Regions from separate parts of the Mus musculus genome. Here all the other regions are linked to region 1. The links are chromatin loops, found by intact Hi-C in ENCODE. Cell type or tissue: heart. All regions are shown on one strand.

Evidence for each region. Hi-C counts contacts between places; a loop is a spot of excess contacts. Peaks named below come from ENCODE experiments on the same cell type or tissue, not always from the same donor. Only the 100,000 strongest peaks of a DNase experiment are listed, where the experiment ranks them.
Region 2: it touches region 1 in a loop (13-fold over the local background); 2 of 42 quality-filtered maps call a loop at or near these places.
Region 3: a loop joins it to region 1, with 2.9 times the contacts of the local background. A loop is called at or near these places in 3 of 42 quality-filtered maps.

The regions. Positions count from the first base shown.
Region 1 is chr13:94,972,235-94,980,234 of GRCm38, reverse strand. It overlaps Wdr41 (WD repeat domain 41), which reads right to left and starts at 3,891. Exons shown (of 14, transcript NM_172590.3): 1 at 3,646-3,891; 2 at 1,650-1,765. The coding sequence starts at 3,696. It overlaps Gm41024 (a long non-coding RNA gene), which reads right to left and starts at 1,638. Exons shown (of 2, transcript XR_873814.1): 1 at 1-1,638. In heart, no CTCF peak of the experiment used is centred here; a DNase peak (open chromatin) is centred at 3,904; H3K4me3 peaks cover 1,363 bases; H3K27ac peaks cover 1,095 bases.
Region 2 is chr13:94,784,697-94,792,696 of GRCm38, reverse strand. Tbca (tubulin cofactor A) reads right to left here and starts at 3,777. Exons shown (of 4, transcript NM_009321.3): 1 at 3,695-3,777. The coding sequence starts at 3,747. In heart, no CTCF peak of the experiment used is centred here; DNase peaks (open chromatin) are centred at 3,186 and 3,786; H3K4me3 peaks cover 1,881 bases; H3K27ac peaks cover 1,308 bases; H3K27me3 peaks cover 443 bases.
Region 3 is chr13:95,320,151-95,328,150 of GRCm38, reverse strand. Zbed3 (zinc finger, BED type containing 3) reads right to left here and starts at 3,326. Exons shown (of 2, transcript NM_028106.3): 1 at 2,807-3,326. In heart, a CTCF peak has its summit at 3,698 (motif pointing right); DNase peaks (open chromatin) are centred at 2,810 and 3,720; H3K4me3 peaks cover 3,405 bases; H3K27ac peaks cover 3,293 bases.

The sequences.
Region 1 (8,000 bases):
CCACTTATAGTAGGACCACTTATAGTTGTGCACACATGGAGGGGGGCCCGGTGGGTCTCTGTCACCTCTTACTCCATTTGATCAGTGGAACAGCAGCAAACATGACACAAGCAGAGACATCCAAGTGTCAAGCTCTGGGATTTGTCCCATGGTATCACAACTGCACATCATGGTGAGAGCACTGTGGGGGTGGAGGGGGGAAGGGGCCACCTCACCTCACCCAGGCTGCCACCCTGCCCCCAATCTCCCCTCACCCAGACCACCATGCTGTCCCCAATCTTCCCTTACCCAGACCACCACCCTGCCCCCAATCTCACCTCACCCAGCAACATACTAGGATTAAATATGACACATGAAACCTTATGTTACCTAGAATACCTACCTTTGCAGAAATGCTACGTCCCACTGAAACGGTCATTTAAAAAGATAAATATTAAACTTTTAAGGATTTAGTGAGAACAAATGTTAACCAAAGGCCTGAAGCTTATAAGGGTTACACATACATGCTGTGACTCGGTTGTCTTCCAGCACAATGAGAAAACAGTGTAATCTGGCTAGTAACAAGTGGAGACATGGTGGGTAAGTATTTTATTGGTCTTGATCCTAAGTTCCTAGAAAAAGGGTACCTCTGAACCCCTGACATTTCCTTAGTAACAGCAGTGTTTGAAGTGAGGGGGATGCTGTGAAGAACTCTGTTTATCTTGGAAATATGTCCTAGCTGCACGTGGGTCAGAAATAAACTATACATAATAAACAAGAACGCCCCAGCCAACAGACATCAAGAGCAGGAAACTTAAAGGTCATCACAGCTGTAGTCACTCATGAGCTCGGGGGGGAAAAAAAAAATGCAGCACAGTCAAGCGAGGAACTGGCAGGGACTGCAGAGCCACCTCAGGGGGGGGCTACAGCTCCTGTGCACCATGTGACAACCACCTGCCGACACAGGCCCCGTGTTAAGTCACTGTGCTAAGTACTGGGAGTAATGCTAATAAAATAGTAAGAACAAAGCCCCCACTCAGGGCCTTTGAGGTCAGATTAGGAAGTCACACCATCAGTGCTGTGACAGCAGCTAATCTGCCTAGGGATAAGCTAAGTGCCCTCAGACCTCACCACCTTTGTCCCTGCTCGCACACATGCTAGCCAGGTACCGGAGAATAATATGTAAGCTTTAAAGAGGTATATCAACGACAGAAATTCAGATTAAAGCCTTACTTTACTTTCTACTCAAAACAGCATATTCTAGCGGGTATCTAATATTAAATTAAACTCCATACATATTTGATTCTCAGATTTGACAGCTACAACTCAATCTTAAAGTCATTTGCTTCTTCTAAGGTAGTAAGAATATTTCTAAAACCTCATGACAATTTTTTCCAAAACATCAAAGAAAAAAAAAAGCAAACAAATGTAATTGTCAAGACAACCAGACTCTGACAAGGTGACATGGATTTCAAAGGATTTAAACATGTTACCATCAGGGTTCAAAGTCCATTCCAACTGAATATTAAATGCTACAATTTTCAGTTGGTTATATTTCAGGATTCTGAAAGTTTTTACAAAAGATAATTTAAGTTTGAAGTTGTTTTAAACATAAAATGCTCTAAATCGTCTTTGTCAGCATTGACCACTGGGCAGAGTAAGCCTCTTACCTGAAGTCATCGAGCCTCACCAGGAAGCGGACAATGTCGCGATGAGCCTCCAGTACCAGCAGTTCAGTATAGGGGTTCTGACCTTGGTCCTCTCCTATTGTCTGCAAAGCAGCTTTCTTGTAATGAAAAAAAAAAAAACCCACAAAACACAAAACATAAGCATAAAATGATTTTAACTGCACAGTATCCATGCAAGAACAAAAGCTTTTAGAAGCCACAAGATATTATGTTCTAATGCTAATACATACCAGTTCTACATGGAAGTATTTCTCTTATCAAAACCTTTGGTGTTTTCAAACCACAATAAACTTGTAAAGAGTAAACTTTATTTTGTTGAGTCTCAATAAACCCGACTTTAAAACTACTGGGCCAATCAACTCAACTGTTGTTTCTCAATCAAAGTTTGTTAGGACCAAGGAGCTAGCTCAGCAGGTAAAGGCACTTGTCACTAAGTCTGATGACCTGAGCTCCGTCCCGGGGACCCTCATGATGGAAGGAAAGGAACTGACCCCTACAAGCTATCATGTACATTCTCTCTCACACACATTCACATACTCTCTCACACATACACGCATACTTACACACATGCAAACACAATGCTTTCAGACAGACATATGCAAACACAGATGCATACACTCAAACATTCAACATGTGCACTCCCACACAGAAACACACGCATAAACACACATAAACACACACACACACACGCTTTGTTAGAAACAAAGCTGCAGACTAAATGAATCAAATACAGACAAACGCAGCCCACTGCAAGCACTCAGATGTCTGCTTTAATGATTAAATGTAGTAGTGAAAGCAGACTCATGTGTCCTCTGGGCGACAAGACTGGGGGACAGGTCCTGCATGCAGAGTCCTCCAGAAGGCAGCACAGCAGCCTGTGCTAACGACACACACCTCGTAACTTAACTCTACAGGGGAAGTCTCAATTGGCCCCCTTTCTGGAGGCAAATTCAGTACAATTTCACCATAAGAAGCTTTGTTCTTAACCAAGGTTTCTTAAGTCTGACAAGCGAGTTTGGACTACGTTAAGTTTCTGTTCCTGAGACCTCTCCTGGGTGTTAGGATAGACAGCAGCATCCTTCTTCTATACACAGTGCCCCCATCACACCTACCCATGGCCAACAGTAGACACTGTACTATCCTCTGGGGACAAGATTACCCCAGGACTGAGAATCACTTAGACTGGAAGGCTGACTGTAATTCATAAGTAATGTTCTCTCATTCATTAGGAAAAATCACCAGCTCTTATAGTGTACATATTCAAGGCAGTTACACAATTGAAGTACTTTTGTGTGGAAAAGAAAACGTAAGATCCAGCATGCTATCCCATGGTGATGGTTTTGCATTTATCTGGTCTCTTTTCTAGCTGTCACTCAATTATGTGAGAGTTTTACCAGGTATGACAGAACTGAATAAAATAGTGTATTCACTAAATAAGCAAATAGTCAAATATATGTTATGTGTCCATTCAATAATCCACAATTCTTCCATAACCCTAAGGACTTCAAATTATATAAAATAAGTGATTTAAAAAAATCACGTGTCAATGTCAAAGCTATGAGGAAGTTAAAACTGCCAAGTTTGCAATAATCCAAACTGTAAAATGCTTCCTATAAGGAAGGAAGTGTAACACAAATTGTTGTGTGGCACATGAAGTAAATTTCAGATGTCAACATTTTTAAGGTGACAAAATTATTTTTTCAATGTGACGATGAGACCATACATGTACTAAATAAACAGAAATCATTTTCTCACTTAGCTTCTCGGAAAGCAACTAGTTAAATTTACGTTCCTTAAGCAAATTCGAGTCCCGGCTGAGAAGACTTATCGGTTCAAATAAATCAAGAGTGGCAGTCACTCCTGCTGGTTTGTAGTTAAGTCCCAGTTTCTTAGCAGAGGCCAGGTGGCCCTGAGCAGCCGCTTCCGGCGCTCGCCGCAGGCCCCGCCCCGGCCCCGCCCCCGGGCCCCCGCGCATTACCTCGGCTAGGCCCTGCGGCTCGCGGCCTCCTCCGATCAGCCAGCGCAGCATCGGGCCGGGGCGTCCGCGGCCCACGGAGCGAGGGCCGCCGCGGCGCAGGTGCTGGGGCTGCGGCCGAGTGAGCCTGGGGCGAGGCAGCGGGAAAACAGAAGTCTCGTTGGGGCGCCCGCACTGAAGGCCGCGACGGCGGAGGCGGAGGTTCCGCGTCCCCAGTGAGCACGCGCGTGGGCGCCGCGCGGTTGGCGCAAGAGCTCAGGTCGCTCGGGCGCCCCCTAGTGGGCGTGCGCTGCGGCCATGTCGCCGCAGGACCAGCGCTTGTCTAAATCCTGTGTAGCTACGGCGCCCCTTAAACACACTAGCAAGTCTCCTGGTTTCCCAACAGCCAGATGGAGAGGGTGTGCCTGCAGTAGACTTCTGCTCCTGGACGAATCTAGTGGCGTTCTTGTACACCAAGCAGCCAACATTGTGTGCCACAGAATAAGGACTGTACCAAACCCTAACGCCTCCCTTTTTACAGACCAAGAAACTGACCCGCTTAAAGATTAAGTAATGTGTCTAAAGATAAAAGCCAGCAGGTGGCCATGATGGAATTAAGACTTGCTCGGTAAACTTCAAAACCGGTTCTTACACATTGCCTGGACTGTCTTCCAAAGCAGGAAGTATAAAGCGAAGGAATCCGTTCCCTGGCTGTGCTGCTGAAACATGGAGCGACATTTCTAGCTCCAAACATTCTATGTCAGCCTCTAAATTTTCTTAATAGTTACACGACTGGTTATACAACCTGGCTTCGTATCAAAAATTACCTGGACACTTTTGAAAATGTAGACTAGGAAAAGCAATCTCTAGTTGGCACATAGAAATCAAAGTTTGAGGGGACTAATATCCAATATATATATAAAAAACCCAAGAAGGTAGACTCCAGAAAATCAAATAACCCCATTAAAAATGGGGCTCAAAGCTAAACAAAGAATTCTCATCTGAGGAATACCGAATGGCTGAGAAGCACCTGAAAAAAATGTTCAACATCCTTAATCATCAGGGAAATGCAAATCAAAACAACCCTGAGATTCCACCTCTCAACAGTCAGAATGGCTAAGATCAGGTGACAGCAGATGCTGGTGAGGATGTGGAGAAAGAGGAACACTCCTCCATTGTTGGTGGGATTGCAAGCTTGTACAACCACTCTGGAAATCAGTCTGGCAGTTCCTCAGAAAATTGGACATGGTACTATCGGAGGATCCCACAGTACCTCTCCTGGCCATATATCCAGAAGATGTTCCAACTAGTAAGAAAGATACATGCTCCACTATGTTCATAGCAGCCTTATTTATAATAGCCAGAAGCTGGAAAGAACCCAGATGCCCCTCAACAGAGGAATGGATACAAAAAATGTGGTACATTTACACAATGGAGTACTACTCAGCTATTAAAAAGAATGAATTTATGAAATTCCTAGGCAAATGGATGGATCTGGAGGGCATTATCCTGAGTGAAGTAACTCAATCACAAAAGAACTCAAATGATATGTACTCACTGATAAGTGGATCTTAGCCTAGAAACTTAGAATACCCAAGATATAAGTTACAATTTGCAAAACACATGAAACTCAAGAACAATGAAGACCAAAGTGTGGACACTTTGCCCCTTCTTAGAATTGGGAACAAAATACCCATGGAAGGAGTTACAGAGACACAGTTTGGAGCTGAGACGAAAGGATGGACCATCTAGAGACTGCCATATCCAGGGATCCATCCCAAAATCAGCCTCCAAACGCTGACACCATTTCATACACTAGCAAGATTTTGCTGAAAGGACCCAGATAGAGCTGTCTCTTGTGTGACTATGCCAGGGCCTAGCAAACACAGAAGTGGATGCTCAGGGTCAGCTATTGGATGGAGCACAGGGCCCCCAATGGAGGAGCTAGAGAAAGTAACCAAGGAGCTAAAGGGATCTGCAACCCTATAGGTTGATCAACAATATGAACTACCCAGTACCCCCCAGAGCTCCTGTCTCTAGCTGCATATGTAGCAGAAGATGGCCTAGTCGGCCATCAGTGGAAAGAGAGGCCCATTGGTCGTGCAAACTTTATCTGTCTCAGTACAGGGGAAGGCCAGGGCCAAGAAGTGGGAGTGGGTGGGTGGGGGAGTGGATGGGGGAGCATGTGGGGGACTTTTGGGATAGCATTGGAAATGTAAATGAAATAAATACCTAATTAAAAAAAAAAAGAAATCAAAGTTTGGAGTGCGTTCATTGGAGTAGCAAGACCTGAGAATTACTGTTCTAACATTGTAAATTACAAATGTATTTGTAAAAGTTCTCACGTGTGCTTGTATATGTATTTATTAGGCTCAAAGGAGGCTACCTGCAGGGATGTCCCATCCAGTGAATCAATATATAGGATATGGACATACCAAGTAAGATGCAATAAAGAATCACAAAAAGTACTGCCTTCTAGGGACAAAGCAGAAAAGGCTCAGGCAAAAATGAGACTGGGCTACGTGTTCTACTCAGGAGATACTTGATGTGTGTGCGTTCAAGTTGCCAGGACTCTGGGAGCTGATGTGACCATTCATATTCATTCTGAGTGCACTGTGCAAGAGAACACTCCCAAACTCTGTTGCTTTCTGCATCTCTGTGACCCAAAGAAACAACCTAAGGGGAGGGAAAGCCTGTTGAGCTCATGGTTTCAAAGGTGTCAGTCCATCACGGTGGGGAGGGAGGGCACAGTAGAGCACAGCAGCTTCAGCAAAGCAGGCCAGGAAGCAGCACCCAGCTGCTGCCTCTCTCCTGTTCCCCATCATCCAGCACAGGTCCCGGCCCACGGATGGTGATATACCCAGAGGGAAGGCAGATTTCGCTCCGCAGTTATTTCTCTCTAGAAACATTCTCAAAGATGTGCCTAGAAGAATACCTGTCTCTCTTATGTCGTTGTAAATCCAGTCAAGATGACAATTAGGATTGGCAATCATATACTATGTGCATCAAGGGAAGGTTGTATACCCAACAACCCAGTGCAATGAAAAGGACAGAAGAAAGTGAGCATAGCCCCCGGGGGGAAAAGAAGTCTTGCATTCAGTAAAAGGAAGTCCCAAACATCAGCGTTTCAGTTCTAGGAATACCTTCAAACGAGGCAGCATGGTTGTCTACACAGCTGAAGTATCCTGATGTTGCAGTTTCTCCAAGGGCCTGTCCACTTCCACATGAGTCAAATCTCAGGACATTCTGCCTGCCCTCGAGAACATTGAAGAGGATGAATGCTCCCTCCTTCATGGGGAAGGAACTCTATAAAAGATTTGCTCCGTGATGTCTGGGAAGTCAGAGGAGTAGGACTCACCAGGAACTCACCCCTCTACCTAGGGAACAATTATGACAGCGGAGACATTCGGAAGGCGCTATTAGGAATTCCACAGTCTGTTTAAAGCTCTTGTCTTCCAGGAGAAAAGTGGCCCCAGCAGAGGCCAGCCACTGAGGCTTCCATTGGAAGCAGCAGCAGTATCTTTCTCTATTTCCCGTTCTTCCCACTGAAGAGGCAGATATTTAGGGACTCGGATATATCAAGGCAACCATACACATGAGGGAATTTAGGGAAAGTTTACCACATATCCCCAAGGAAAGTACAGACTCAGAAAAGACCCAAGAAAGCCTTAAGCTTTTCCCTCAGGTTCGTCCCAGGAATAGAGACAAACTTCAGCAGTGATTTCCAAATGAGCTAACATAAAATTCAGATGTCCAGTTTCAACCAAAACTAAAACTCAGAAGCATGTAAAGAAACAGGAAGGTGCAGACTATTACAGGAACAAATCTGGCTGAGTAGACAGCTCTGCCAGGAAAGGGTTTGCTCTGCAAGCCTTGAGACTTTGGTGTGATTCCCAGAACTTATGTTGGGGGGGGGCAAGTGCAGTGGCATGTATTGGGATCCCCGTACCTGGGGAGCCAAAGGCAGACCAATGCCAGGGACTCCTTGATTCTGCCTATGTTGCAAGTTCCAAGTATGTAAGAGACCCTGGTAAAAACAAGCAAGCAAACAAACAAGACAACAACAACAACAACAACAAAAGTCAAGGTAGATGGAGCCTGAAGAACAATACCTGAGGTTGTATTTATACATACATGTGCACACATGTACACATCAGAAACACATACACCAGTGACACATGATAGAATGAGAGAACACTAGAATGCTCCTGTGGGGCAGACAGGTGCTTACTGTGGCACTTAGGAACACAGCTGAAAATGTTAAGAAGAAATCAAAGGAAATTCTGGAGCAGAAAAATAAATGGAAAGAAATCACCGCAAGAATTCAAGAGTGGAGTTGAGCAGACTGAACACAAACTAGTAGGAGCTAGGATTGATTA
Region 2 (8,000 bases), 190 kb after region 1:
CCAGACCATGCTAACTAGTTTTTTTATCAACTTGACAAACTAGAGTCACCCAGGAAGAGGGAAACTTAAATAAGAAACTGCCTCCATCAGACTGACCCGTAGGCCCTTTCATGATTAACCACGAGAACACCAAGCCCAGGGCAGTGACACCTCTGGACAGGTGGTTCTGGGCTATGTATGACAGCAGACAGAGCAAGCCATGGGAGAGCACTCTACCATAGCCTGTGCTTCAGTTCCTGCCTCAGGTTCTTATCTGAGTCCCTGCCTTGGCTTGTTACCCGGAAGATGAACTAGACCCTGTCCTACTCAAGTTGGTTGTGGTAGTGGGGATTATCATAGCAACACTAAGTAACTAATCATAGCAACTGTAACTATCATAGCAACACATAGCAACTAGTACACAGACCAAATCTACCAACAATGCCCACTGTTGTACAAGTACCCCTTAATACTTGGGACCAAACACGTTTCAAACCAAAGTTTTTCAGATGTTGGAATGCTTATATAAACCTTACCAGTTTGAACATCTGTAACTCCAAAATCAGAAGTGCCCCAAAATCTGAACCTGTGTTATGTCAGCACTCAAAAAGTTTAGGGTTTCTAAACATTTTGCACATTTCTCTGGGTGGGGCACTGCGGAGCTCATGCTTATTTTCCACCTGTGGTGGTTTGAATGGCAACTACCCCCAGAGTCTCACATATCTGACTGCTTGCTGGAGCTGTTTGGGCCTTGTAGGAGGGGGTGTGGCACTGAGGGTTAGCTCTGAGGTGTCCAAAGCCCATCAGGCCCAGTCTCTGGTGTTCTCGGCCTCTATCCTGAAAGTAAGATTTAAGCTCTCAGCTGCTGCTCTAGCGCCATGCCTGTCTACCAACTGCCTTGTTCCCACCATGATAGTCAAGGACTCACCCTCTGAAACTATAAACAAAGCCCCAATGAAAAGCTTCCTTTTTGAAGTGGCCTTGGTCATGGCATCTAGTCACAGCAACAAAATAGTAACTATGACACCAGCTAAATACTTCCCCTGAAACTCTCTTTTACTTCCATTTAGAATACAAGTTGGGTTACCTCATCTCACGTTAGACTGCCTTCACCATTTCACCTGAACAAGCAGACAGCCATCTTGTACTCACTGCGTTATCTCCCTGATACCAACCATCATTTATTTAACTGCCTATTTCCATACGCTTAACTCTCAATCTCTGTTCAGGCGCCATCCTAACTCCACAACTGGGGACTTGTGAATCACAAGTGCTGTAGGTGAGTAACTTCACAGCCTAACGTATCCAATGGCCTCCAGGACAAAAGCCTGCAGTATAAATCCCAGTGGCTCTCAACTGTGAGGAAAAACTAAATGACCCAGAGTCCTACATGGTAGAGAGAGTGAACTCCTGAAGACTGTCCTCTGACTTCCATACCTGTGCTTTGGCATAGGCACCCCCCACCCCATACAGAGTAAATAAATAAATGCAAGTTTTATAAAATACAACAAACCCAATGAGCAGAAAGAATCCCTTTCATAAAACCAAGAACATTCTTGAATCATGAAACTAAGAAGTCTTTGGAACTAAATCTGGAGAAGGAAAAGCAGCACGCCCTTTAAGCTCTTGGGCCCAAGATCATTCTTCCCCAACAATTAATGTCTGCCTCATTTATGCTCCCCTTTGGATGAGATAAAATGTAGAATTCCGCCTTAGTCTATTAACACAGAAGACAATCACAGTAAAATAAGTTTTCAGGAAAAAATAAAGAAGTAATGTTTATGGATGTAGATATTATACAGCAAGATAAAATGCAGGTAATCAACAAGTGAAATACAAATTTTAAGTTTAAAAGTGTATGTCCCTGTTTTACAGTATGCAAGAAGAAATGCTACACCTCATGTCAACAAAGGGCCAGGGAAGATGCGTATGATACACATTCATTTAATAAGCAACTTGAGATTATGGTAAATTATGAGTTTCATGAAAATTATTAACTTATTGAAATATGAATACCAAAAGTAAACTTTGATAATGTCCTATTAATCTACCCAGAAAACTTTATCTACTTCTGTGCAGTTTATGTAGGCATCTGAGAATTTGTCAATGTCTCACAAGCTAGTTCTTAATTACTTAAAGGACGTTTCTCTAGCATATGTATGGTTAGGCTATAACTACTTGAACTAAATAAATTTATAGAATAGATCAAGAGGGTGATAAAATCAACAACATATTAATGGGAAAACATTTAGAAATGTTTTCTCATGATATTTACTTTAAAGCAGTCTCTTATACCTCCGGGTTCTTTTCTGCAAAATAGACAATATGCTAAAGGAAATGACACAGCCAAGGAAAGTCTGGCAAAAGAGAAGAAACGTGTGGGCTGAGGGACAGCGCGGATTACTTACTGTATGCTATAGATCTCATATTCCCCTCCTGTGTTATCACACAGTCTAATGCTCTATCACCGCATCCCAGCTGGAGCCAGGATCCTTGTTTCATTTGCTTGCTCTGCTACTAACCTGAAGTGTGACTTCAGCCACATTCTGAAAACTGCACTCATAAACATGTACTGAGCAAAACCTATATGGTGTATCTTATTTATTTGAATCACACTGTATCAAAAATGTAGCAGGTATTTCTTCCAAAAACTGAATTCAGGGAGAATTTGGACTCTATCTTCCAAATTCAGTAAGAAGAGGCACAGTACAACGATGAAATATGTTCCAGAATACATAAAACCAGATTTGAAGTCAGGCACAATTCAGAACCGACTGTCTATCCCCCCCACCTTCACCCCCGCCCCGCCCCCCTACCATACCCTAGCTGCCTTTGTAATAAAAGCTTCCAAAGTACCGTTCGAAGTACTAAAACTCGGGCAGTATCTCTAAAAGTGATTCTCTCCTCTATGGGTTGACCTCCCTCTGATGGAATATCAATAAACGGTGGAGAGATGGAGCAACAGGAAAAAAAGCTATTTCCCCTGCAGAACGATCTGCTTCGTAAGGAGGCTGTGTATCTTTTCCCTTGGAATGTTTCGGTATGATCAGCTTGGGTCTGAACAAAACTAGTTCTAATGAGCACTGCAATATGTACAGTCGGGAGTCAAGGCAAGTCACAAGACTGGCCTGGCCTATTCCTGGGAGGCAGCAGCCCACAGCTCCGGGGCGAGCTTCGGGGAAGAAGTTTGCAGAGGTGCTCACGTTCAAGCCCCAGTTCCCAAACTCTGGAAGTGAGCCATGTCAGAGGCCAGGGCCCCGCCATTGTGTATTCTGAGTGAGGCCCATGATCTCAGCGTCCCTTAAACTTGAGCGCTGTCCAGTCCACCTGAGGCCAGGCCAGGGCGGACTCCGCCTCCCTACTGCAAAGTTCAGGGAGCCGGCGCCCCGCACGCACAGGCCGAGGCCCTCCAGGCACAGGTCGCCCTCCTCTTCCTCCTCCTCCCGGCCTACGAGCGCGGAGGACGCCTCCGAGCCTCGCACGGAAGGCGGCCAGGCCAGCGCCGAGGTCGCGCCGAGCCCTGCACGGAGGGCGGCAGGGCCAGCGCCGAGGGCGGCTCCCTGCCAGCGCCAGCCTAGGCGTGTGCGGGCCCCTCGCATCCCGCCCGCCGAGGCCTGGAAGCCGCGCCCGCATCGGGCCTACGCTCCGCCCGGCTTCCCCGGCGGTGAGAAGGGAAGAGCGAGCGTCAGCCGCGGAGCCGCCGGCCGTTCCTTACCGCCTCACTACTCCGGTCTTGATCTTGATCTGCCTCACGCGAGGATCGGCCATGGTCCCTAAGGCGCCGCAGGAAGGAGAGGCGGGGCTGCGCGGCGCGCCGGCGCAGAAGGGGCGGTGGAGTGGGCGTGGAGCCCAGAGTGCGCGCATGCGTACCTGGAGAGCCCGACCCCGCCTCGCCTCCCGACTCTTACCTGGAATCCTTGCATCTAGACTGCTGGTACCTAGAGCTGGAGACTCTCAAAGCCCTATACCAGCTGCTTCTCCCTGGTGCTTGGACAGGATTTGTACACAAGCTGCACTTTTATTTTCTCAGTCTCCATAGCCTGAGTTAAGAAACTTTCTGTTCCTGAGAAAGTGAACAGGATTAGCTGCTTAATGGACAGTGTGACTTAGAAACTATTAACAAGGATAATTTTTGTTTTCACTGTCTGTTGTCAAATGGAGAAAGAGATCTGTGTTTGATGAAATAAAATACCATAATGCAGACAGTCAAAAGAAATTTTTAATTTTAATTTAATTTTTTTTTTTACATTCCAATCCATGCCCCCTCTTCCGGTTCCCTTTCTCCATATAGTCCCTTCCCTTTCCAGAGTGTTACTTATGTAAATTGTCTTGTGATGTTTGAGTTTATGGAGAGAGGACTCTGGGAGTAAGGAGGTTCCTCTTGTCCTAAATTTTAGCAAGTTTGTTTCAAGTGTCCAGCAAGACTCCCCGTCCTGAGACATGCTGGCCCCCTACCCCTGAGACAGGGAGAAAACAGTACAGCATTGCACCTTCTTGGCCTAGAGGGGAGCAGCCCTTTCCTCCTAGCCTGATGGCCTGAGACCAATCTGCAGGACTCAAAAGTGGTAGAGTGTAAGAACCAGCTCTCGCAAGTTGTCCTTTGACCTCTGCAAGTTCACTGTGGCTTGCAAATATACACAGAAGTGTATGAAATAAACGCTTGGTTTTTGTTTTTTAAGTTGTGTAAAAGTATGCCTACACTGGCAACAAAATGGCAGAATCCCATCCACAGAGAGAATCTCTGACTGGGGGACTCCGAGGGACTTCTCCAGTGCTTTGTGCAGGGTGTTGTAAGAACCTGTTTCGATGGTGTCATCTATCCGCTCCCTGCTATTTATTTGTTCATCTCCTTTTTCTTGCTACACACTTAATGGACTCAGTCATTTGAGAGCAAATGACTAGCCACCTATCTCACATGTGGAGTTCTATCCTTTAGCGAACACAGGACCCCGGCACTCAACCTCCTTGAAGAGCCCTAAGAAATAATGCCCACGTCACGTGACAGGTGTATAGAGGGTGGCATTCAGCACAATGCCTAAACACAGCAGACATGGGACAACTTTTGACTCCACCATATTTTCCAAGATACAATTTGCATAGAACAAGGCACCCTGAACTGTGTTCTAGAGTCTCTTCCTGTTGAAGCACCCCTACAACCCCCAAGGAATTGAGGCATGGCCTCCATTGCGTCCTCATTTCTTGGTTCTGTTCTTCACTTGATGCTCTTGGCCTCTCCTGACCCTTAGTTCAGTTCTCATCTTCATGGCTGGCTCTGGAACATCCTTCAGTCTTGTCAGAGCAGAGCTCCAGGTATAAATCCAGTCTCAAAACCTAGCTCCCACGGAAAGACTCCCAATGCTGCCCCTGCCTGTGCAGTTCTCCAGGAATACATTGATCCCTTGCATTCTGTGTATATTTGTTTGAAAACAATTTGGTTTGAGTTCTTTACAAGGGCTGTTCCCACCCCTTTAGCTGCAGTATAAGCATGTTAAGAGGCAAGAATCCTGTCTTTCATAAACCTTTCTCTTAAATCTCCATCTGCGTGATCCACACAGCAGGTGCTAAATTCAATAAATACATTTCTCTAGCTGGCTGGCACACTGAACTACAATCCCAAGTGACACAGCAGAGCTGTGAAATGCAGAGGAGGGGACAAACACAGCAGCAGCAGAGTCACCAACGCAAAATGCTGTGAAGGTAATAGAAACTGCAAACCACACACCAGAGACAGTGTGCTCAGGCCTTCTGCCACTGCCCAAGCTCTTTTAGCCACCACAAGTAAAATCATTTGACTCACTACATCTTCCTTTTTTCCTTTTTGCCCAGATTTTCAGACATTCTGAGCTCAGTTTTGTGCTAATTGGCAGAAATTTCTTTTACACACACACACACACACACACACCAATTTTGTATCTGTCTTTCTTTTAGTTCTTGTCTATGCCTTAACTGGAAACCACTCACTAATGTATGTAATTAATTCAGCAGCCAACAGATACTGCTGCGCGTATCCAGTCCCAGGCCCTCTGGGACAGTTTGCATTTATCTATCTGTGTATTCTACATCACATTTGGGTGGCTGCAAGGTACCAACATGGAGTGTGGCAGCAGTAGGGAATTAGATGGCCTTGTCCCAGTTTCTTGAGCTCATAGTTTTAGTTAAGGATATGTATGTTTCGGGAGCCAGTCCAACCTGGGTCAAGTCCCAACTCCTCTTTTCACTAACTGTAACACTGAACAAGTTGCTTAACCACCTCTTAGCCTGGTGTCTTTATCTGTAAAAGGTAGAAGGTGGTAATAATACCAACCTCCTAAGGCTTTGACGGAGCTTAGCTCGGTGCTGGTGTTTATTCGAGCACTTATAACACGCTTGTGCCGTAAGTCATCTGGGGAAGAGGTCCTAAATTAGGAAGTGTGCTCACAGGAGGATACGAGCATAGAGCTGTGAGTGAGTGGGATCAACAGCAATAAGATCAGACTGAGCTGGAGTTTGATCATTTCATCTAGCAAAGACTATATGGTTAACTTAGTCACCACTGTACCACTGTATCTCAACATGTAGCCATGCCTGGCACATAGTAGGCACAATGTGTTAGGCCTTTCTCCTTCATTTTTTTCCCTTTTCTTTTTGACAAGGTATAGCTACATTGCCCAGCCTGCCCTTGAACACAGTATCCTCCTGCCTCAGCCTCATGAGTAGATGAGATTATAGGCAGGTGCCATTATGCCTGGCAATATACATTTCTTCAATAAATGAATAAGCTGCTTTGAAGAGCCTTTTGGTTTCTATTTAACCATATGTCACAGAGACTGCTCTCTCCAGCAAGATGATGACAGGGACAACCTGAAAGACCCTTCCCCTCCTCGCATACACTGGTCTTCCTCTCTGCTTTGCTCTGACAGACAGCTACAGAGACAGCTCAGAGGACAGAGTGATGCTGTATGCACACCAGGGCCTGAGCTCAGATTCCCCAGAACCCCTGTAAAAACCTAGCAAGGCCATGTGCTCATGTAACTCCAGCACTGAGATGGGGCAGATGGTACAGACTGGAGGATCCCCAAGACTCGATGGCCAGCCAGCCAGCCAGGCCAAAACATCAAACTCTAGGCTCAGTCTCAAAAAGAATATGGAAAGCAATCAAGGAAGAAACCCAGAGTCAGCCTTTGGCTTCTATATGTGCCTACACAGGAGAGTGCACCCATATATACTTGCACAAATATGTATGCATATACCATGTAGGCAGGCAGGCAGGCAGGCAGGCAGGCAGGCAGATAGGCAAAGAGATGGGGAGGAGAGATATGTGCAGAAGAGGCCAGAATTATCCATAAACCTTGTCAATTTTATGGACATCATGTCACCACTGATCAAAGAGCTTCTAGCACAGTGGTGACACTCAATAACCAGGCTGATATGGTGCCTTAGCTTACAGTATCACACAGCTCTATCTGCTCAGCCCTGAGGTGCTGGTCTTTGACTAGAATGACTAGAGTAGTAGGGGTGTGGGTACAAGCTGCAGCAGACAGCCTGTAGGGTGAATGACAAGGACTCCTGCCTCCTGGCACTTATGCCCTTGTGTGACCCTCACCCCATAAATATAGACATGTTGACTCAGTTATAACTACTAGTGTTTGGCAGAAGTGAGGAGAAGTTACCTTTTGCTATTAGATTTTAAAAATGGTTCTCGTTTTGGGTTACATTTTCTCAGTTTTCTTTCCATGGAGGACGTTCACCTGAAGCTCTTCAGCCATGTCTCTGTGGAGATGACTGCAAATGATTGCAAAAGTAATACTAACTGTTTCTTGAGATGACCTTCACGTCCTGCTAGTTTTCCTTAGACCAACGTACGTAAGACTTTCTTCAGTGTAGGTATAGGAGCAGGGCTCTGGTTCTCAACGATTAACTCTACAGTTTAAATCTGACCCTAAACCTCAGTACTCCACATAAATAATAAAAACCTTCCCTCTGGATGCTCTCACTGAAGGTCAAGGGTCCGTTCTGTACCTGGTGCTGTTGTAGCCACTGGT
Region 3 (8,000 bases), 350 kb before region 1:
ACCCATCTTGAAGAAACTTACTAGTAACCTATCAAGTTAAACCCAGATACCTCAGTACGACTTCCCCAAATACCAAACACAGGCTGAAGGAAGCCATTAAAACCTGGATGTATAGAGCCATCGAGATGGCTCGGCAGGTAAAAGCAGCTGTCAGCAGGTCTGAACACTGGGACTCCCATGGTGTAAGGATTGTCCTAACCCGGACACACATGGGCACTCACACATACACAAATGCAAAACCCTTAAACCTGCAACTATGGTCTTATACACTAACACGGATGGCTAGATATGTATACATGTATAACTATAAAGTTATCATAAAACAAGCAAGTGTGCATTTATTTATTTATTTATTTATTTATTGTGCTGTTGGGAGACTACACCAACTACCTCACACAGGCTAGGCAAGTGCTCTACCACTAAGCTCCTGCCCTAATAAATTGAGAAAAAAAAAAAAAAAAGGAAGAAAACTTTTCTGTCTCAAACTCAGGACAGATGGCTGAGGTGCCTATTTAACATATCAAAGCAGACCACGGAGGCTAGTCTCCAACAGCTTTCTAACACTGCTAGAGTCCTGGCTCCTCACCAAAACCCTCCAGCCCAGGGGCTGGGCTTCCCTTCCCCCCAGCCTCGGCGTCTGATCTCTAGAACTCAGTCTCTGGCCCTCCTGGCTCTTTGCTCCTCTTGCTTCTCTCTTCCCCTCTCAGGGCTCCCCTCAGTTTGGGCCTTCTGGTTGTGCTCTCCCTCAGAGCCACCATAAGCCGTCTCAACCATCCCTAAGGGCACCACGGCTCCATTTTCCATTAGCTCTAAAGCCCCGTGCTTTGACACGCACCTTTGAGACCTCCCTTGCTTCGTTTCACGCATACAGGTCACTTACAAACCACCCATAAGCTTATGCTTGCACCCATAAGAACTGGGTAGGCCAGAGGCCAAAGAACCAGGAAATGTTTTCAAAAGGAAACAACTGAGGTGCAGTCCCGTTTGACCGATCCGATCGCTTCAGCCGGATTTGCCAGGCAGAGCAATAAACAGGGGTGTGTTGATTGAGCCTGGATCTAACGGGAAAAACTGAAATTCACAGATTATGTGAAACACTAACGGCCTGCGATTACTTCATCCAACAGAGGTTAAATCAAAGCACACATAATTGAGTAATTAATTACCCTCCACAGCCGCAGTGCCAAGGAGCTGTAATCCACTCACCTGTGATCTGCCCAGCTCTGCTCACCTATCAGTTTCCTGCCATTGGGCTCATTCATAAACAGACCCAGACAACCAGGACTATTCGTCTGTAATTATTAGCCTGAAGGCATAACATGAAATTAAAAGCTGGGGAAGGGGCCTGAGAGATGACCGTGGTTCTGAGCGCTGACCGCTCTTCCGGAGGGCAGAGCTCCACCCCGAGCCTCCCAGTCCAGCTGCTCCAATAACTGCCTGTAAGCCAGGCTCTGTGGAATCGGACCCTCAGGCATCCTCATGGTCATGAGCACACGGTGGTGGGAGCATTCCCATAACAAACTTTTAAGTCAGTGAAAATGATTGCAACGTATTGTGAAGCAAAGAGCTAAGTGGGAAAATATTCAGAAAAAGATTTTACATGGGCTGTTAAAAAAAAATAAAGTACTGGATTCATAGCTATTTAGTGAAGCAAAAAAAGCCACGTGAATGCTGTAAGCTGAACTCTCAGCTATTTCTACCATTAGCTAAAAGCCACCAAAGCACTATTAAAGCCTTGTAAAATAATGCACTATGCCCGAAAGTGCACCTTTCTTTCAGCTCTGCATTAATATATATGTATATGTACACATACATATACACACACATGTGGCTTTTGAATTATGTGGTATGGATTAGCACTTTAAAAAACAACATTTCCTATGCTTCTTATTGTCACTTGCCTTGAACTATTTGAGGCCAAAGTGTGCACTAATAAACAGTACTGGAATCACCAGGAATTTAATCCCATGAATTTAATCCAAGCCCTTGGGAGGCAGAGGCAGGTAGTCTCTGTAAGATCCAGGTCAGCCTGGTCTACACAGGCAAGTTTCAGGTCACCCAAGGAAACAGACCCCGTCTTAAAAAAAAAAATAAAATAAAAAATTCAGAACACCACTAATTATCTCAACTCACGAAACTATTCAACAGCTGTTCTAAACACCTTTGGAGCTCAGCAATGGCAGGTACTTTTTTTCCAATGAAGGAAAATCCTATTCTTTTTAGTAAAGCTTTAAGCCGGCCACAGAAGGCTTGCACAACCAAAGGCTCCAGTGAGCCAGGCCCGGATCAGGAAACTCTTTTGTGTCCAGTGGAGGAGGAGATTCTGGTTTACTCTGGTTTACACCGGTTTTCTTACAGCCCCCCCCCCCCCCTCCACACACACACACAGGTGGGAAACATTAACCAAGTCGCAATTAGCGCATGAGGCTCAAAGTCACTCTCCACCGAGGCAACTTTACGGGGACAGTTCCCCCTCTTCCCCACCCCCCACCCCCCGGAGCTGGTTAACCAAAGAGAGCGGAGACGCTCCAGAAGGTTCCGGAAGCCCGCAGGCTGGGCCCCTCCGCCAAGCCTGGGGTGGTAGGCATCCCCTGCAGACCCCGCGGCTGCGACCCTGGATCCCACGGCCTAGGGGCTCCCGAAGTCCCCGAGGTCCTGCGTGGCGTCCCCCGCACCCCTCCACCCCGCGGTTTCTCCGATCCCGGACGTCCCCGCGGGCCCCTGAGATCACTGCAGCCCCTGGTGTCCCTGCGGTCGCTCCCGCCAAGCCAAGCCACGCCACCGAGCCCCAGCCAGCCACGCTCACCCGGACGCCGCGATGGTCGCCCCTCGCCTCCGGGCTCCTCGCAGACATTTTGTCCTGGACGGAAAAGGCCGATTCCCCCTTAAAGACACAGCGCTCAATTTGCGCGTCTCGGGGCGTCCATGGGGGGCGGTGACGCGTGGTCTGGACGCCGGGGCGCCGCTGCTAAACCATCCGGTCCGGGAGGAGTTTAGAGTAACGGATGGAGAACTAGTTTAACGAATTGAAATCTGTCGGAGGTTTTTAAACGGTGCAATAATAGCGCAGGGATGCTGAAAGCGTTTTAACCGTGGCTCTGCACGTTTGCGCGTTAACCTTCCAAGCCCTTGGATTCAGCGGGTCCAGATCCTCAGCTGGGCGCACTGCTCGCTCGCATTCTTACAGATTAAGGCCTCTGATATGGCACTAGTCAGAAGTCCTTGCAATCAAGGTCTTAGGAGGAAAAGGTGTCCACCCAAACCACCAGCACAGGGAACTACCTTTGTCTTCATTATATTCAGTTAACAGCGTCTGCGTGATTTACAGTTACATCAGCCGCTAGCGGCTGCGTTCTAAGGCGGGTTTCTGCATTCCACGCTCCAGGTGGAAAGAGAAACCTTTTTCAAGACCAGCCCGCTGAGGTGCGGGCGAGAGCCTTGGGGCTTTGCAGGCTGACGGGCAATCCTGTTGTGTAGCGTTTTGCTGTTCCAGCCGTTCAAATATTCCCACCATACAGATTTTTAATCTATAAATAGTCGCAAGGAAGTGACTTGCCAAATTCAAGAACGCACCAGTTAGCTCTTAACGCACAGCTGGCACGTTCTGCCCTTCATTCATAAAAACAAAACAAAAGTCACTAATTTGTTGCTTTTTAATTTAGTGTTTTTGCGTGGTGGTGGTGGTGGTGGGTGTCTGTGCATGCATGGGTGCAGTGTCAGTGGAATCCAGAAGAGGGCGATGGATCGGCGGTAACCGACTCCCCGCCCCCCCACCCCAATCATCTCTTCAGCCCACATACTGCTCTGCTCACATTCTATTAGTCAAAGTAAGTCACATGAACAATGGGCACGAAGCCTTGCTAGAAGACAATAAGCAAAAAGATATAAATGTAAAAAAAACAAAAAAAAACAAAAAACCAAAAAACCAAGAAATTCTTTTGTAGGTAATACAATCCATGTTAACTGCTTTGGTTCAAGTGGCGCTGGGGAGGAGCACCTTGCTCATGCAGAGCACGTGTTTTGCAGTGGAAATATTATAACCCTCCTCACTTAAACACACACACACCTGATAGACCTATTTGTTGACTTTCTTCTATGCCAAGAATTTCAGAGAAAAGAAAAATCTTGTTGGGTATCACGAAAGGAATACTTTTGCAATGGCGAGATTATTAGATTCCCCTCTTTCAAGATTGACCTAAATGTTTTCATACAATATATTTTGATCATATTCTTTTGTAACCCAGCAAACCAGTAAAACAAACAAACAAATGAACGAAAACACATTTTAAAAAGTGTGTAAGGATTCTCTAGAGTAACAGAACTTACAAACCGAATTCCTCTCTTTATATAGAGAAAGGGGGAAGTTTTAGAATGACTTACAGGCTGTGGTCCAGCTAACCCAACAGTAGCTGTCTATGAATGGAAAATCCAAGAATCTAGTAGTTGTGTCTCAGCTGGTCTTCAATAGAAGCTGGAATCCTGCAGGAGTAACCGCCGCCGCTGGCGATGGACTTGCCAGTTAGGCCAGAGTACAGTGGCAAAAAGCAAAAAGCTGTCTTCTCCCGTGTCCTTATATAGGCTTCCAGCAGAAGGCGTGGCCCAGATTAGGGGTGGGGTTTTTCTGGCTCAAAAGATTAAAGGTGTGTCTTTTTACCTCAAAGATTCCTGATTAGAAGTGGATCTCCCCACTTCAAATTAGGTAAAAATCCCTCACAGGTGTGCCTTTCATTTTGGGGTTTTAGCTAGTTTCAGATGCAGTGAGGTTGATAACCAAGAATAGTCATCACACATGGAGACAGTTTTGTATTGGCCAACTACCGTGAGCATGAGGCCCATCCTGGTGTGGGTTGGTAGACAATATCTCACTATTCTCTCCCTCTCCCTGCAGGTGTAAATTGCAATCGGCTCTTTGTGGGACCTTGCTCACTTCTTCCTCCACTGGGCTTTGGTCTGGCTTGCCCCTTTGCAGGTCTTATACATGTTGTCACAGTCTCTGTGTGTCACCTGTGTCACCTTGGTATGTCTGGAAGGCACGGTCTCCTTGGAGTCACCCACACCTTTTGCTCTGACACTGTTCCCACCTCCTCTCCCACAGAGTCCCAGAGCCTCGGGGAAGGTGTGACGAGGACATCCCATTTAGGATAGAGTGCTCCAAAGTCTCTGACTCTACAAGCTGTCCAGCTGTGGGTCTGTGTTAATTAGCATCTACAGCAAGAAGCAGCTTCTCCGATGAAGGTCTTGTGAAGTACTGATTTCACATACAGGTATAAAAATATGTCATTGGGAGCTGTTTATCGCTGTGTTAGTTGAGCAGAATCATAGTAGTAGGTTTTGCCTCAGTAGTTTCAGGTTCTTAGCCTCTTTAACAGTGTGGGTTCCATCTCATAGAGTAGGCTTGCCTCCCACTGCTTCAACAAAAGCACCCTGATTAGAAGAAAAGTATCTAATACAAGTGAAGTCACTTGACTCTAGCTGCATATGTATCAAAAGATGGCCTAGTCGGCCATCACTGGAAAGAGAGGCCCATTGGACATGCAAACTTTATATGCCCCAGTACAGGGGAACGCCAGGGCCAAAAAGGGGGAGTGGGTGGGTAGGGGAGTGGGGGAGGGTGGGTATGGGGGACTTTTGGTATAGCATTGGAAATGTAAATGAGCTAAATACCTAATAAAGAATGGGAAAAAAAAAACAAAAAAAACAAGTGAAGTCACTTACAGCCATTCCTTAATTTGTGTGTCCTACACTAATCAAATCATTGTGTGTGGTATATCTTTTAGTAAGAGGTCTCATTTACTTTCTTAGTTTCAGAGGTGATGATGGAACCCACGGCTTCTCTGCTGAACCCCTAGCCCTGGGTGTTATTACTGTCTGAATGCCTAACACATCCATTTGACACTTCAGATTGGTGGCACACTGTAACTGAGGCAGAGGCAGAAGGAATCCAAGTTCTAGGTCACCCTGAACAATTTAGCCAGACTCTCTTTCAAAATACAGTTGAAGAGGAGAAGGCTAGGGCTACAGGCCCACGGTGGCAGGCACGGGGTTCAGTCATTTGGCTTCAAACTAACCTTGTAATGAGGTATTTGATATTTTTGTTAGTTTATAGAATAATGTTCTCTCTCTTCCTATTTTAGATTTTAAGATTATTTATTTATTTGTGTGTGTGTGGGTGTGTGGGTGTGTGTGTGGGGGTGTGAGTGGGGGTGTGGGAGGTGTGGGGGGATATGGGGGGTGTTGAGGTCAGAGGACAACTTTTCAAAGTTGGTTCCCTCCTTCTACTATGTGGGTTCCAGAAATTGATCTCAAATCATCAGGGTTGGTGGTGCCACCTCTTGTCCTGGTAAGCCCATGTCACTGGCAAACCCCTACCTTCCTCTTTTAGAACTGGTATTATAGACCCAGGCTGGCCTGGAACCTGTGATTGATCCTTTTGTCTCCATGTCAAGAACAGTGGGCTTACAGGTGTGCACACACCTATCTTTTTCATGATGTTCCCAAATGGAGTCTTGCCCCATATTACCTGATCAGTAATCTGCCTGCTTTAGCATGCCTATTAGCTGGGCTTGTAAACCTACACCATGACATCCGCCTAACAAGCAAACACTGGGGACGGAGTAGAAGTTCAGAGTTTCGTAAAGGCTGCCCTCAGGATTACAGCTGAGAGAGATGTAGTCCAGGAAGAGCAACGGTGGCGTAGGAGGAAGAGAGTCCATCCTTGCAGTGAACTGAGATCAGCCAGAGACATAGGAAAGGGATAGCATTGGAGACCTGAAGAGGTGGGAATCGATCTCCAGGCATTACGGATTTGTTACTCTAACGAGATGTGTTTGGGGTTTCTTTTTAAGACCTGAGAAAAAGAGTCTGTCTTTCCTGGCTTTGATGCTTAACAGTTTCTATAGTCAGACATCTCTCCTTGGTACTTTTAAATTAATTTTCAAATGATAAAATATGTATCAAAATAACTAATAACTCAAACTCTGCTATCTTTGATGTTCTTTCCAGCAGGAGAAATATTCTCCAGGTCATATCTATTAGGTCCTTGGCACTGACGACGCTCGAGATGATTGATGGCCCAGCCCAGGCCAGGATTATTATTATTATTTTACCATGTAAACAGAAACCTAGATTCAACATTCTTCAGAAACATCCGTTTGACACTTCAGATTGGTGGCACACTGTAACTGAGGCAGAGGCAGAAGGAATCTAAGTTCTAGGTCACCCTGAACAATTTAGCCAGACTCTCTTTCAAAATACAGTTGAAGAGGAGAAGGCTAGAGCTACAGGCCCATGTAAACAGAAACCTAGATTCAACATTCTTCAGAAACCCCTGTAAGGTAAGTTTTGCTTTGCCAGAAAAGTATTATTTCCCCTCTCTGGCCGTAATGGTTGACTTCCTCAGGCAAAGTCCATTTAGTTCCTGATTAACTAGAACAGTCTGCTCGAATACTCCCACCTGTTGTCATTTAAAACCCCCTTGTTTTCCCAACAAGCTGGTCTCTGATCTCTGAGGCAGCCCCGCAGTTTGTCCCCCCAATAAACTGGTTTTCTACCTAAGGAGTAGTTTAGCTTGGCGGTTTTAGTTCACCTTGGTAAGGGCAATTCCTCTTTTATTGTTCTGTTAATATATAAATAGCATCTAATTTTCATTTAAGAAAATCCTTCATTGCTGTCTGCTGCCCTGGAATTTGGCAGAGAGTAGGGGCCTGGATTTCATTGTTAAGACAGAATATTAATACTCCAGATTCATGCCAGAAAAAAGCTCAAAATCTGCTGTTCAATCTTTACTTAAAAAAAAAAAAAAACAGCTTGAGAAAATTATTTATGGAGATTGCTTAAGACACAGAAATGCTTGAATGGTAAAAAAAAAAAAAAAATCCTTTTTAAACAGAGGAGGCTGTCTGGGTCTTGCCATTCCCTTATGGGCACGCTTAATTGCTGTTGTTTGATAATTTCACAATTTTCTATAGTGAGTTTCAGTCGTTTTCAACCTCCCATTCCCC